2 separate regions of the Homo sapiens genome follow, and region 1 is linked to region 2. The links are chromatin loops, found by intact Hi-C in ENCODE. Cell type or tissue: PC-3. All regions are shown on one strand. Links, peaks and the distances in the headings refer to the core of each region. The heading gives the core; the rest is flanking DNA.

Region 1 (8,345 bases), core at 124-8,123, 450 kb before region 2:
CACCTGTTAAAATGGCTAACATTTAAAAAATTGGCAAAATGTTTAATAATTTAATTTTTTTAATTGCAAGTATTGTTGATGTAGAGAAAAAAGAATTCACACATACTGATAGCAGATAAACTACATGTACAATCACTTTAATAAAACAATCTGCAAGTTTTTTTTTTTTTTTTTTTTTTTTTTTTTGAGATGGAGTCTCTTGCTCTGTCCCCCAGGCTGAGTTGCAGAGGCATGATCTCGGCTCATTGCAAGCTCTGCCTCCCAGGTTCACACCATTCTCCTGCCTCAGCCTCCGGAGTAGCTGGGACTACAGGCGCCAGCCACCAGGCATGGCTAATTTTTTTTGTATTTTTAGTAGGCATAGGGTTTCACCATGTTAGCCAGGATGGTCTAGATTTACTGACCTCGTGATCCACCCGCCTCAGCCTCCCAAAGTGCTGGGATTACAGGCATGAGCCACCGCACCTAGCCCAATCTAGCAAGTTTTTAAAAGTTAAACAAACATACACCTAAACTAAATGTACAATAACTTTAATAAAACAATCTAGCAAGTTTTTAAAAGTTAAACAACATACACCTAACATACCCCTTTGAGGCTCTACCCAAGAGAAAAAGAAGTACATGTACATACAAAAACATGAATATGAATGCTCATAGCAGCTTTACCTGTAATAGCCTAAAACAGGAAAACCACTCAAATGTCCATCGACAGATAAATGGATAAACAAAATGTTATATATTGATACAATGGAATACTACACAGCATTAAAAAAGAATTAATTATTGAGACATGTAACAACATAGATGAGTTAGACAACATAGACTTATCTATTATACATTTGCTTATGCTTTCATTTGGACAAAAGATATACTCAGAAGAGATCACAGTAGTATCTCTTAGGCCTAGAAGCTCTTAGGCAGGCCAATTAAACATCTGAGAGTACCACTGATACTTTCTTCACCAATTTCTCCTGATCACTTAGCCTCGGAAGGACAGTACAGCACATTTTTCAGGATACTGGGCTTACAGTCAGAGACCCAAGTTAAAATACTGGCTTTGCCACTACTTGCAATATAACTTTTAAGAAACCTAAGATCTCTAAATTTTATTTTCTCCTCTGCAAGGTAATACTGCAAGTATGACCCGCAGGTAACTTAAGATCTCTAAATTCAATTTCCTCATCTGCAAGGTAATATTGCAAGGTAAAGGTGTTATCTTTTTAACACAAGGAAGTTACAAAAATTAATTTTAAAATAGCTAACAATTATGGAGTGCTTACTATGGGCTAAGCACAGGAGTCCTTTACATAAAATATCCTAATTATTTCTATAGCCATACCAGAATATTTTATAGATGAGGAAACTGAAACTTGAGAAAGCTTGTTTAAGTTCACACAACTATAAATGGTAGAGCTAGTATTTGAAGTCATATAACTTCAAAAGCTGAGTCTTTAATTAGATAATATTTATAAATCATATACTATAAACCATACACAGAGATGGTACTTGTTAAATATGTTGAAATAAATTAATGGTAGCTATTATTATTACTATCATATATCATTTCATTTTTATACGAGGTTTCCTAAAATAGTGCTATGAATGAATGCAGCTATTTCCAGTTTTTATAGACTTATGACAAGAAACAGAGTATACTATTCCTAAACTACAAATCTGATCATGTCACATTCCAGCTTACAAAATGTTCCAAGACTTCTCATTGACTCTTCATTACCATTCAAGTTTAAGCTCAAAAGCAATTTCTGGTTCTCTCCAATTCCCTAAACAATTGTTATCTTTACTTCTTTGTGCTTCAGCATATTTTAGAAGATTTAAGGAACTACCGTAGCTTCTCTCAACAACTAGACACTCAGACAACCCTCTTTATGTATTATTATTATGACCCTTAACCACAAATATTGAAATGAGTCTTTTATATGTATTTCTGACCCATTAGATTGAAACTAAGGATTCTGTTTTTTATTACTCTTTGTATTACTCCAGTACCTAATCAATTGCCAGGAACATAATAGGCTACTAAATACATTTTTATTGAATGATTTTATGCTGGCTACTTGGAAAAAGAACTATAATTAAATGAGGGGAAAAGTTTAAAGATAGATATACACTGCATACATAATGTCCTCCAAAGAAATACTAAATTGAATCTAGCCAAAATATGTAGCATTTTAGCAAAAGCCCTATATTCAACTTTCAGTAAAAAACCTATTTCTTTGTTTTTGAAGGTTATAGTTCAAGAAATAAATAATCAGAAGAATATACTAACAAACAAAACCTATTACATATATAGAGGTTTATAACATTCTAATCGATTCAACATTCATTTACTGATTGTTATTGTACTAAGTTCTGTCAATACAAATATTTGTTTTCATAACAAAAGTCAGACAATTTTTAAAATGATCCTTAAAACTGACTAGTTTCTGGGTTTTGCTGATGATTTCTGAGATAGCGTCTTGCTCTGTTGCCCAGGCTGAAGCGCAGTGGAGCAATCATAGCTCACTGCAACCTCAAACTTCTGGGGACAAGCAATCCTCCTGCCTCAACCTTCTGAGTACATGTCACGTGCATGTACTCAGACATGTGCATGTACATGACACGTACATGTCATGACACGTGCATGTCACCACACCTGACTAACTTTTTTTTTTCGGAGATGCACTCTCACTCTGTTGCCTAGTCTGGAGTGCAATGGCACTATCTTGGCTCACGGCAACCTCCGCCTCCCAGGTTCAAGCAATTCTCCTGCCTCAGTCTCCTGAGTAGCTGATACTACAGGCGCCCATCACCACGCCTGGCTAATTTTTTGTATTTTTAGTAGAGACAGGGTTTCAGCATGTTAGCCAGGATGGTCTCGATTTTCTGACCTCGTGATCCACCCAGCTTGGCCTCCCAGAGTGCTGGGATTACAGGCGTGAGCCACTGCACCCGGCCCTAACTTTCTTATTTTTAGTAGAGACAAGGTCTTGCTGGTCTTGCTCAGACTGGTCTTTGAACTCCTGGGCTCAAGTTATCCTCCCACCTCAGCTTCCCAAAGCACTGAGATAACAGTTGTGAGCTACCACACCTGGCCCTAGTTTGTCGTTTAAAGGAAGAAAAAGGCATGTTTAAAATTAGATTACATCATTTAGGTTTCTATAAGGATATGAACTATATGCTAAGGTATGTGAGGGAGAGACAGTCACTAAGCATGCCATATTAGGTACAAGAAACAGGATATTAGAAAAACACTTAGGGCTGGTGAAAAGGAGTAGCAAAGATGATGAAGATGGAAAAGTAGGCCAAGAGCAGACTACAAAAAATCACATATGCTACACTGAAGGAGCTGACCTTTTCTTCACTCATTTACCAAGTTACTAAATGAGCATCAAATTACTGAATGAAATAGCCAGGGACTTTTTCAGCCACTAGGGATGTAACTGTGACCAAAAGCGACACGGTTACTATTCAAGGTCTCTTTTAAGCAAGGAAAAAGCATGTTATAGTTCTATTTGGAATATAATTTAAAAAGTCTAAAACCATAGAAATAATAAATTTATCTTCTGAGAATAAGAAGGCTTAGATTTAAATTATGAAAGAAAAATTCAATATAAAGAAAAGAAATTATCAAGACTCCTCTGGAAACATCTCTAAAAGATATTTTAGAGACTATATGAAGAAATTATCAGAGGGAACTGAGGCCTAGAGAGGTTAAATAACTTACCCAAGTCTACCCTGCTAATAAATTGTGGCCGAGACGGGACCTAAACTCAGTTTGTCCTAGCTCAAATACAAATTACCACTAAATTTACTGTTTAAAATATGATGATTTATCTTGTTCGGTAAGTATCCTCTACATTTATTTCAAAATAAACATCTCAAAAAAATCTTTATAATATTATTGCATATATATACATCACTATCAACAGAACATGCTGAATAGAAACAGCAAGTTAAAAAAGAAAAACCCTCCAAAACTTCCTAACATATTTAAAACAGCCCACGTTTTATACCACTCCCTATAAAGTTTCTTTTTATTTCTCATTTCAAATTAAGGAAAATGAACGAAATAATTTTCACCAATAAACTTGTTGGTAAAAATAAAAGGAATGTGCTCAGACAGCAATTGTGACAGCAGTTAAAAAAAAAATCACTAGAGGGCTCAGTATACTTGATATTGTGAATTGTGTTTGTAAGCTATTGGAACATGAAATAATTAACATCCATTATGCATAGATTTCTTATATTTGAATAATATTCAAATTATATTAACAAATGCTTTAAGTTAAGAAAACAAATGATTAAAGAAGAAGAATAATGTGGGTTATATCAAAACTCTATTTTACTCAACTTTAGAACTACATGCTAATAATATTTATTGTTTTATTTATATTTCCTGCACACACAATACCTAATTAAATGCAGCTAATAATCTTTGCTTCCAAATATTTGACATTCTTCTAACTTAAAACATTTCATATTGATTTTATACATTAATGAATACATAAAGTTAAACTGAAATTATTTCTTAGCAAATCAGCATTTCCTTTTAAACAGAAAACTGAGAGTCTCATGATCATTTATCTTAAGTGCTTTATGTTTAATCCAGATAGTCATTCTAAGTATATACCATTTTCCCTTTTAACTGGTTCTAACTACTAAGCATTTTCAAAACATATCATAATTAGCAGACCAGAAACATTTTAAGTGTTACAAGCTTCATTCTACATCCACTTTATACATATTTGGGACTCACCAGACTACTGATCTTACATACATACGCCAGACTACTGATCTTACATATGCTTATCTTACATATTTGGGACTCACTAGACTACTGAAATAAGATGACTTATTTATGAAATTCCATAGAAAGTGTATGTTTTGGATATCCATTTATTAAATACTGGTAATACAGGCTACTCGTGAGTGCGCACTCTATTTTTAAAAGTAAACTGGATGATAGTATTTAGCTGGAAGAACAAAAATATACAGTAAACATACCTCATTTTTTATAATAATCATATATATTTATTTTGTCAGTTAATTAGAAAGCATTAACTAAGTATCTAGGATGAACCCAAGAACATGCTGTCCCTCCCAAACTAGTGTAAATATCATAAGCTTAAGTTTAAGATAATCAAACCATAGACATTAAAATTTCAGCATATATTTATGATAAATCATATAGATACCAAGGACATACATTACATAATTTTCACAGTTTTTCTTCGGCTCCCTATAAAATGTGGCTTAGGCTCAAAATTTCAGAATTAGTGATGATAGCCACTCCACACACTCCGTCCAAGTTTTATATTCTGGAATCCCACCACTCTAATATTCCTCACAAACCTGGCTCCATGCCATAATCTACGTAAGTCACGAGATTAAAAATCAAACAATTTACATGAATACCTTATTTAACATACTTGAGTATTCATTAGATGATCAGATGATTTTCTTTTAGATAACTGGATAAATTTTTTCATTTAAAGGTCTTCAAGTACTGACTACTTTACATGTGTGTGTATGTGTGAGTGTATAAAACTATTTTTGATAATTACTCTAAAATAGATGACTTTGGGCTTTCCTAACAGGATACGTTTTAAAAAAACTCTGATCTTTCATTTATAGGTGGAATCATTCATTTATTTGGCAAATAGTTCTTGAATATCTCCTCTATGTGGCTTAAACTGTTCAAACACTCAATAAGGTAGACAAAGTCTCTGCTGTCATGTAGCTTACATTCTAATTAGGGTGGAAGACAAAAAAAAATCAACATGTTTACTAATTTAAAAATTGTTTCAAATGCTCCTATGAATACATTTTAATAGATGGTGTAATGGGGAGTGAGACATAACAGTTACCTTAAATTAGGTTTCTAGAAAGGTGCCTCAAGAGAGGTGATCTGAGTTGAGAATAAAATGACAAGAACCAGGCCACGAAAAAATTTGAAACCTCAGTACATTCTAGGCAAAATGAAGATCCAGAAGCAGACCACTAAATCAGGACTAAGTTGAAATGTTGAAGGAACTGTACAGAGATTAGAGTGGCTGAGTAAGAGGTCACACATGAGATGGGAAAGAAAGACAGGAATTGTAGGTAGGTCATAGCAAAGACGTTGGATTTTTGTTCTCAACACAATTAAAATCTCTGCAGGATTTTAAGTAGAAGAATAATATAATATGATTTGTAATTTTTAAAGCTGTCTCTGGCTACCATGTGGAAAAAAGACTGAGAAGTAGCATAAAACTATGGCAGTAATACAAGTGAAAGGTGATGCTGGTTTATACTGGAGTGTCAGCAGAGGAAATGGAGAGAAGTAGCAGAACCCAGGCTATCTCTTCGAGGTACAGCCAATGGATCTGATGATGACTTAAATGTAAGATGGTGGAAAAAAAAAAAGAGAGATAAATCAAAGATGACGTTTTTCTTGAGTGAAAAATAGTTTTTAGGATATGAGGAAGATTAAGATGACAGACTGAGAGAGAAAAATAAACACTCCATTTGAAGTACCTATTATACATCTAAGTAGAGATTTCAAACAGGCAATTACATCAGAATTTGAAAGTCATGGAAAGGTCAAGGATTTTTAAAAATTAATTTTCAGAAAGGTAGTGATTCTTCCAAAATTATATAGTAGCAGCAGACTCAAATTTCAAAAGTTTGCATTCTAGTAATCTTTCTAAATTCTGTCTAAAATAAGAAGTTAACGGACACTAGGTAACAGTTTAGTGGATTCTTCGAGGAATAAAGTATATAAGGTTTTATATAATAATACTACACCTCTATTTTAGTTGTTAGAAATCTTCTTTTTGTCAATTAGGGTTTATCAACTGTATTTGTGGTCAATGGAATTTTGTAATATACTACTTACACTAGATAAGCATTGTTATAAGTAACTAGTCACAAGATTAAACTTCAATCATCTTAATAAAAATACTTTTGATAGTTAACATAACTTAATAAACAAATTTTATTATTGAAAGGCTACGTGACATACAACAATGCAGATTTTTTAATATTTAAAATCTAATCATGCAACAGCCTCTAAAAATTGAATAACTTGGTGTTCCAAATGTAATCAAAGTCTTGCTTAGGAAGAGTAAACCATATCCAATATAATATCATAGATCTCACATATTTGAGAAACGTTTGGCTATTCAATAAATATGAAATTGAACTAAAAGTTAAGTTTAATATATTCTGATTATTTTACTTCAACAATTCATATGATTACTTGGGCAAAAGAATCATACACATTTTACCACATTAACATAAATATATAATTAGTAATTATGTAGATAAAAATCTTTAAGGTAATTTTAAAAGATCAACATAAAAGATGAACATTGCAAGATATACAGCTATGATAAGCTTTCAGCTTTCCTAATTACCAAGTGATTTCTCAAATTAGAGGAACAGTTAAGTAAATTATGATATACCTATTCAATGAAATAATATGCATTCATTAAAATAGTAATCAAGGAGAATATGAAGCAACATGAAAAAAATCCTATATACATTAAGTGAAAAAAATACAAAATTATATTTTATTTTATTTTTTGAGATGGAGTCTCGCTATGTTGCTGAAGTTGGTCTCAAACTCCTAGGCTCATGTGATCCTCCTGCCTCAGCCTCCCAAGTTGCTGGGATTCCCCTCATGTGCCAGCATGCCTGGCTCCAAAATTATATTTGTACTGTGCTTACAACCATATTTTAAAAGACCACATTAAAAAACTGGAAGAAAATACTGCTGGCTGGCTCCACTCCTCTATTGTTATCATGGAGTCCCCTTTTCATCTCTCTGAGGATAAACCTAATTTATAGGTGAAAAAGCTTTCAGATAACAGAAACTGATTCATATTTTACATGAGTGAGCCACCTTTTGCCCTAAAATTCTCATCCTTTTTAAGTTTCAGGGGATCTCTCAGTAATAGATTCAGATAAACAAGTGTAGAAAGCTCAGGACTTCAATTTAGGCCTTAGAGACCTTGGGACAGGTAGGTTTATGGATATGTTAATTTCAGGTAAACTATGTTAACATACTAGGGCAAGTATCTTTATCTGACCAGTTTGTTTCCATAGAAAAATGCATTTGAGTTGTAAATAAACAACTTAGAAATCAAGGCTTAGACCATAATCTTTCATACTCTACTAAGAACAATAGAAGACAAAATATCAGCTACCCTAATCATAGAGAAATCTTAAAGGTGAGGACTACATATTAAGAAACAAACAAATTAATCCTAGAAGTTGAAAATAAACAACTGAAAAATATTTAAAAACATTTTAAATATTCCCAGTCTAATTCATCACTGTCCAATGGAAGTATATTAAAAGTC
Region 2 (8,345 bases), core at 191-8,190:
AGGGAGTATAGAAGATACTGTCAGTGCTCCAGCCATACTCTTTCTGCATTTATCATTTCTGTGCATGCTGGCTTGCTTTCAAACTGCCAGTAAATGTGACCTTTTGCTTTTCCAGTGCCACAATCAGAGGGCCCACAAAGTGTTTGATTTATCCTAATGGAATTCCACAAGATATTGCTTCACTAAGGGATGTACTTACAAGAATGGAGGTTCAACAGCAGACAAATGACCTCAGGGCCATTAGCTCTACCTTTACATGCATGACCCAGAAGCTGCTGGCTTGATGAAGTGCTACCTATTTCTTTTGTGTGTGTTTTATTTATATATCCCAGTTGTGCATATTTTTGGGGTACTTGTGATATTTTTACTCATGTATACAATATGTAATGTCAAATCAGGGTAATTGGGATATCCATCACCTCAAACATTCATTTTTTTAAAGGTATGTTGGGGACATTACAATTCTTTTCTTGCTGTTTTGAAATCTACAATAAATTATTGTTGACTAAAATTTCCCTAATGTAGTATCAAGTACTAGAACTTATTCCTTCTATCTAACCATTTTTGTACTGAGTAACCAGCTCCTAATTCCTCCCTCCCCCTCCTGCTTCCCTTCCCATCCTATGGTAACCAGCATTCTACTCTCTACCTCTAGGAGAACCATTTTTTTTTAGCTCCCACATATGAGTGAGAATATGTAATATCTGTCTTTCTGTGCCTGATTTATGTCACTTAACATAATGACCTAAATTCCATCCATGTGGCTCCAAAGGACAGGATTTCATACTTTTTTTATGGCCAAATAGTATTCCATTGTATATATGCCACATTTTCTTTATCCATTTATCCATTGATAGGTCCTTAGATTGGTCCCATATCTTGTCTATTGTGAATAGTGCTGGAATATACATTGGAGTAGAGATATCTCTTCCGTATATTGATTTCCTTTATGTTTTTGGATGTATACCCAGCAATGGGATTGTTGGATCATGTGTTAGTCCTATTTTTAGTTTTTTGAGGAGCCTCCATACCTTTTTCAGTAACAGCTGTACTACTTACATTCCCACCAACAGTGTATGAGTGTTGGTGGGAATATAACTGCATCTTTGTCAACATTTGTTATTCTTTGTGTTTTTGATAAAAGCCAGTTTAACTGGGGTGAAATGATATGTCATTGTGGTTTTGATCTGCATATCTTTGATGATTAGTGCTGTTGAGCATTTTTCTTTTCTTTTTTCTTTTTTGAGATGGAGTTTTGCCCTTGTTGCCTAGGCTAGAGTGCAATGGCATGATCTCGGCTCATTGCAACCTCCACCCCACAGGTTCAAGTGATTTTCCTGCCTCAGGCTCCCAAGTAGCTGGGATTACAGGCGCCCTTCACCATACCTGGCTAATTTTTTGTGTTTTTAGAAGAGATGGGGTTTCACCATGTTGGCCAGGCTGGTCTCGAACTCCAGACCTTAGGTGATCCACCCACCTTGGCCTCCCAAGTTCTGGGATTACAGGCATGAGCCACCATGCCTGGCTGAGCATTTTTCATATATCAGCCATTTGTATGTCTTGTTCTTCTTTTTTTTAAATTTTTTTTTTTTGAGATGGAGTCTCACTGTGTCACCCAGGCTGGAGTGCAGTGACACCATCTCGGCTCACTGCAACCTCAGCATCCCAGGTTCAAGCAATTCTCATGCCTCAGTCTCCCAAGTAGCTGGGACTACAGGTGCCCACCAGCATGCCCAGCTAATTTTATTTTTTATTTTTAGTAGAGACAGGGTTTCACCATTTTGGCCAGGCTGCTCTTGAACTCTCTACCTCAGGTGATCTGCCCACCTCAGCCTCCCAAAGTGCTGGGATTACAGGCATGAGCCACCACGCCCAGCCCGTATGTCTCCTTTTAGTAATGTCAATTGAGATATTTTTGCCCATGTTTTAATCAGATTATTTATTTGCTATTGAGATGTTTGAGTGCCTTATGTATTCTGGTTATTAATCCTTTGTCAGATGGATAGTTTAAAAATATTTTCTTCCATTCTGTGGATTGTCTCTTCACTTCGTTGTTTGTTTCCTTTGCTGTGCAGAAGCTGTTTAGCTTAATGCAATCCCATTTATCTATTTTCACTTTTGTTGCCTATGCTTTTGAGGTCTTACCCAAAAAATATTTGCCCAGAGCAATGTCCAGTAGCAATTTCTTAACATTTTCTTTCGATAGTTTCATAGTTTCAGGTCTTACATTTAAGTCTTTAACCCATTTTTGCATTGATTTTTATATATGGTAATAGATGGGGATGCTAAAAAGCCAGCTTCTAGCTCTAGGGGAAGGGGCCTCTGCTTTCAAAAGATGTTATATTCTTTAAATTGATTGCCATTATTATGATGCAGTGTCTCCTGATAGAAAAGGAACCAAAGAGTGGAAGTTGGCATGGCTCATCTCACTATCAGTCTAATTGACAAATTTGTGATTACTGTTCCCACAACTTTAAACCATGGATTAGAGGTCTTGGTTACTAAGAACAAAAAGTAAGGCTTCTACCAATGGACATGGTAAATGTTCCACTAAGCTTTGGCTATGGCTACCACCTGATCATTTTGTGCTTCTCACAATAGTGGCCAAGCAAGCAAAGAAAGAAGTTACCACATTGGCAGGATAATTGACCCTGGTTGTCAAGAGGAGCTAGGATTTCTGTTACAAATGAGGGCAAGAAAGAGTATGGATAGAGCTTAGAGTATTCAGTGAGATGCTTTTAGTTCTCCCATGCCTGATTGTAGCAGGGCGAGCCACAGACAAAACTCCTCAGACACCGAGTTAAAAAAGGAAGAGGCTTTCTTTGGCCAGGAGTGTCAGCAGACTTGTGTCTCAAGAACTGAGGTCTCCAAAGAAAGAATTCCTGTCCCTTTTAAGGGCTTATGACTCTAAGGGATCCACGTGAAAGGGTTGTGACAGATTGAGATCTATAGATAGCACATGTGGTTAGAGTCGGGGGTTAATCTTTTAACCTCAGGCCTGGTTGGTGGTGCCGGTTGGTCATTTCAGGAATGAAAACAACTTCATTCCTGTTGTTTTTCAGCTTTTAATTCCTCCTTCTCTTCAGAGACAGGAGACAGTAAGAGAAATGGCCTCGCTCCTCATTCCCCTCTTTGAGAATCTCACTCGCTAGTGCTAGTTCTCACTCTCATCTTCACTACACAGTCCTAATTCATGACAAACATACTTATTTTATGCTATATAGCCCTTTCCCAATCTAGAGAGCTGCATCTTATTTATTTCCATACAGGTCACTGTTGATTGCTGCACAGGCATCAAATTTTAAGATAATTTGTTTGGGGACTCCTTTTTCTTCTGTTCTAGTTATTACTTTACTCACATCAGCATTTCCCCGGTTGCCAGTCCTCAATCTTATTTCAAAAACTGTACTCATGGGGGCTCAGATGGGTTATAGCACACATCAGGCTGGTCGCTTCCTGGCCTGCATACCTTATACTGGGTGGCATTATACAAACAAGTCCCTTTTAGAGTTCTAGTATGTTCATAATAACTATAAAACAGAAAGACTGTTTTAACTTTTTGCCCTACCTCAGTAACTTGATGTATACACTGGGAATAGTCCTCAGTCTGAGGAAGGTCAGTTGAAGTCCTTACTGTACAAATCCAAAATTTAAGGAAAATAAGTCCCACGATGAGTTTCCTCATGCTTTGGCTGTGTGTGGACCAGTCAGCTTCTGGGTGTGACGAGAGTAGGGCTTGTCGTCTTCTTCAAAGTCACTTTGCAGGGGTTGTCCAGGCTTGGTCTCACCTCCCAGGTCTCAGGTGCTGCAGGTTTTATGCGGCTGTGGTGGATCCAGGCTGGGATTCCCTCTACCTTTACAGCTGTGGGAGTGGTCAAGACAACAGTCTGGGGTCCTTTCCACCACGGCCGCAAGGGGGCTACGTTCCAATCTTTGATCCACACCCGTTCACCTGGGGAGAAAGGGTGAACTGGGGAGAATAAGCTGATGGGACACCTCTCATTTACCCAGGCTGAAATTGTTTGTGTAATTTTCCCTAAAGCCTGTATCTGTCGCTGTAACTCAATTTCACCTAGCTCTTGAGAAGTGCCTGGGAGTCCTCGTGGTATGGGAGGGGGCCTATGATATAATATTTCATAAAGGGAATATCCTGTCCTTTTAGAAGGGGTACATCTAATCTTAATACCATAGGGAGAGCTTGTACCCACTTTAATCCTGTTTCTTGACACACTTTCCCTAAACTATTTTTGATAGTCCGATTCATCCACTCTTCTTTTCCAGAACTCTGTGGTCAGTAAGCGGTATTTATTTTCCATGTGAGCCCCAATACCTTTGCTGTCTTCTGTACCAAATCAGCCACAAATGCCAGCCTGTCATCTGAGCCGATTTGTAAGATCAGTCCAAACCTAGGGATGAGATCTCGGAGAAGCACACGGGTTACTTCATGAGCTTTCTCAGTTCGTAAAGGATAGGCCTTCACCTACCCAGATTATGTACACACTAGAACTGGCAAATACTTGTTAACTCCATATTTGGGCATCTCAGTGAAGTCTACTTGGAGATCTTCAAAGGGGGCTGCCCCATAAGCTTGTATGCCGGGCAAGACGGTTGGACCTTACCTAGTATTGTGCTGCCAGCAGGTGACACACTGCTGCGCCACTGTTTCGGCAAGGGCTGACAGATGCGAGATGTAGAAGTACTGGTTTAACAACTTTTCAAATGACTCTTGGCCTAGATAGGTGGTCTCATGCACAGCCAATACGACTGCGGTGCCCAGCAGTTGTGACACGGCTATTCTTCCATCTGATAACCGGATCCATCCCTCTTCTATCACCTGGCCCTCCCTCTGCCTGGAGAAAGTCCTTCTCTTCTTTAGAATAAGTAGGTACAAGGTCAGGTGCCTGAGGGAGCAGGGGTCAGTGACTGATGCCCGGTAGGGGGTGGATGCTGCTTTTGAGCCTCTGAGTCAGCTCGGGAGTTCCCCAAGGCAATCGAGGTGGAAGCTCGCTGGTGTTCTCTGCAGTGCGTGACTGCCACCTTTTGGGGGCTTCCACACTGCCTCTAACAATTGCAGGATCTCTCAATGATGTTTTATCTCTTTTCCCCCAGAGTTCAACAGGCCTTTTTCTTTATATAACACCCCATGCACTTGGAGGGTTAAGAAGGCATACCAAGAGTCAGGGTAAATGTTTACAGTCTTACCTTCATTTAGCTCTAAGGCCCAAATTAAAGCAATGAGTTCAGCCTTCTGGGCTGAAGTACCCTGGGGCAATGATTTGACTTCAGTGACAGTGTCCAGGGTTACCACTGCATATCCTGCACACGTCTCTTCTTGTGGGTTGACCAAGCTGCTCCTGTCCACGTACAGCTCCCAGTCTACTGATGTCCAAGGATGGTCTCAGAGGTTGGGCCTGCTAGAATAAACTGAGTCCAACACCTCTACACAGTTATGTTCAACTGGGCTCTCTAATACCGCGAGTAAGGTGGCAGGGTTCAAGGTGTTGCAAACATCAATGGTTATGCAGGGATTTTCACAGAGCAAGCTTTGGTACCTAGTTAGTCTAGCATTCGTTAGCCAATGATGTCCTTTGGTATTCATTAAAGTCACCACAGCATGGGGGGCCTTTATGTTCAGATTTTGCCCAAGAGTCAGCTTATCTGCTTCTTATGCTAACAGGGCAGTTTCTGCCAAGGCCCTCAAATATGGGGGCCAACCTTTAGAAACCCCATCTAGTTGTTTAGAGAGGTAGGCCACCGACCTTGACCAGGGCCCCGTGTTCTGGGTCAAAACTCCAACTGCCATCTTTTCTCTCTCTGACACATATAGTGTAAATGGCTTTGTCAGGTCAGGCAGCCCCAGGGCTGGGGCCGACATGAGTTTCTCTTTTAACTCATGAAAAGCTCATTGCTGTTGGGACCCCCATTCCAAATGTTCCTTGTCACCCCCCTTTGTGACTCCATACAGGGGCTTGGCTAGTACTGCAAAGTTTAGGATCCATAACCTGCAGAACCCCACAGCTCCTAAGAATTCTCTCACCTGCCTTTTGGTCTTAGGCTCTGATAGGTTGCAAATGACCTGCTTTCTTTCTGATCCCAAGTTGTGCTCCGCCTGTTGGATAGTAAATCCCAGGTAACATACTTGCTGTCTGCAGATCTGAGCTTTCTTCTTGGACACCTTTTACCAACATTCCTCCAGGTGGTGGAGCAGGGTATCCGTTCCCTTGGTGCACCCGACTGCTGTGGGGTGTCCCAGCAGGAGGTTGTCAATGTACTGGAGCAACATGCAACCTAGGTCTCTGGTGGGAAACTTTTGGAGGTCTCGAGCCAGTGCTTCCCTGAAGATAGTGGGGGGAGTTCTTGAACCCTTGGGAAAGCTGGGTCCAAGTGTACTGAGTAGTGACATCTGACCCCGGATCCTCCCACTGAAAGGCAAACAGTTTCTGGCTCTCAGGGGCTAGTGTGATGCTAAAGAAAGCATCCCTGAAGGATGAACCAGGTGAACCAGTCAGGTGAACCAGCTATCCTCAGCTGTAGCTTGGTTGAACAAGCGCAAATCCTGTACTGGCCTGTAGTCCTTGGCTTGGGAACAGGCAGGAGGGGAGTGTTCCATGGAGACTGACAAGGGACTATAATTCCAAAGGACCTCAGCTGCTTGAGATGGACCTGGATACCTTCAAGAGTTTCTCTGGGGACCAGGCACTGTTTTTGTCTGTCTGGCTGGGCCCCAGGCTTAACTTCTATGAGTGCGGGGGCCTGGTAGATTGCCAACCCTGGAGGATTGTCTTCTGCCCACACCTTTGGCCACCGCTTAGTCAGAGCTGATCCTATCTCTTGGCCTGGCCCAGTTAAGAAGAGTCCCCATTCCTCCTCCTGAGGAACCATAAGGGCCATGATGACTCCCGTTCCAAGTAGCTTTAGCTGTAAAGAGCTGTGCTTTGTAAAAGAGATGGTGGCTGTCAGCTTGCTAAGTAGGTCCCTTCCTAGCAAAGGCAAGGGGCAGTCAGGCATGTACAGGAACTGGTGAATCACTTCATGTCCCCCCACAGTGCAGGTCCAGGGCAAACAGAAAGCTTGCTTTGCTGAAACCCCTGTGGCTCTGATTATATCTATTGTCTTTTTGGATAAGGGGGTGACTGGGGTGGTTACTACTGAATGTTCAGCACCAGTATTGACAAGAAACTCAATGTCCTTGCCCCCAACTGTCATCCTGACCATGGGCTCTTGGGGACACATGAGCCTGGTCTCCCTCAGTCCAGTAACCCTTCTGCCAGATTGAACAAGGCCCCTTCGTCCTTCTCTGAGGCCTCCTGCTCAGAGTTGCCTTGTTTCCCTTTCAACTGGGGGCACTTGTCCTTCCAATGTCCTATTTCCTTACAGTAAGCACACTGCTTACACTGCAAGCGTGGACAGCCAGACTGGGTATGTTTCCTGGGGCCCCCCTTCTCTCACCCCTCAGGGGGACCGCTCTCATAGCTGCAGCTAGCAGGTCGGCATTTCACCAGGCTTGGCATTCACTCTCTCTGCAATTCTCTCTGTGGCTTACTGCATCTCTATTCACAAACACCTTGTTGGCTATCTCCAATAACTGTGAAGTATTCATGCCTGCAAACCCAGCCTGTTTCTGCAATTTTCTTCTAATGTCTTCTGCACTTTGACTAACTAAAGCCATGTTAATCATGTGCTGATTTTCAGGGCTATCAGGATCAAAGGTAGTATACATACGATAGGCCTCACATAGTCTCTCGTAGAATTGTGCTGGGCTCTCATCTTTCCCTTGAATGACCTCAGAGACTTTGTTAACATTTGTGGACTTCTGAGCTCCCTTCTTTAACCCTTCCAGAAGGGCTTCCCTGTACCGGTTTAGCCTTTGCATACCCTGTCTTCATTTGGGTCCCACAGGGAGTCTGTTCCTGGTAATTGTATCCTCACATACTCTTGTGGGTTTTGGTAATCAGCTGGAACATTTTCTTCCAAGTTGCTGCTTGGAGCACTCTCCTCCTTTCATCTGTGTTAAAGAGGTACATGAACAACTGGTGGCAATCAGTCCAGTTGGGGTTATGGGTCTGGATAATAGTTTGGAGCAAATCAATTATAGCTTGAGGCTTTTTGGTATAGGATGGGGTATTGTTTTTCCAAATGAGGAGATTGGCAGAGGTGACGGGTTGGTACACAAAGGCACACCTTTCTACCATGTGCCCGTCCTCATCTATCCCAGTATACCATTGCTCTCTTAAGGGCATTTGTATCCCAGTTCTAGGCCTCAAACAGGCTGCCAAGGGAAGGGTTTCTCCCAAGGTCTCAGATCCTTCCTTTTCTACTCTGGGTGGCCTAGGGGTATGTAGGCC

What was found. A loop is a pair of places that touch in the nucleus more often than their neighbours do. Peaks named below come from ENCODE experiments on the same cell type or tissue, not always from the same donor. Only the 100,000 strongest peaks of a DNase experiment are listed, where the experiment ranks them.
Region 1: a loop joins it to region 2, with 5 times the contacts of the local background. A loop is called at or near these places in 3 of 110 quality-filtered maps.

Annotation. Positions count from the first base shown.
Region 1 is chr6:100,771,710-100,780,054 of GRCh38, forward strand. The region is part of intron 8 of ASCC3 (activating signal cointegrator 1 complex subunit 3); the gene reads right to left. Among named protein-coding and RNA genes, the nearest start is that of ASCC3, 110 kb to the right of the region's middle. In PC-3, for the core only: a CTCF peak has its summit at 4,140; no DNase peak of the experiment used is centred there; H3K27ac peaks cover 305 bases.
Region 2 is chr6:101,222,031-101,230,375 of GRCh38, forward strand. The region is part of intron 6 of LOC107984041 (a long non-coding RNA gene); the gene reads left to right. Among named protein-coding and RNA genes, the nearest start is that of GRIK2, 170 kb to the right of the region's middle. In PC-3, for the core only: a CTCF peak has its summit at 5,043 (motif pointing left); DNase peaks (open chromatin) are centred at 4,711 and 4,961; H3K4me3 peaks cover 647 bases; H3K27ac peaks cover 1,269 bases.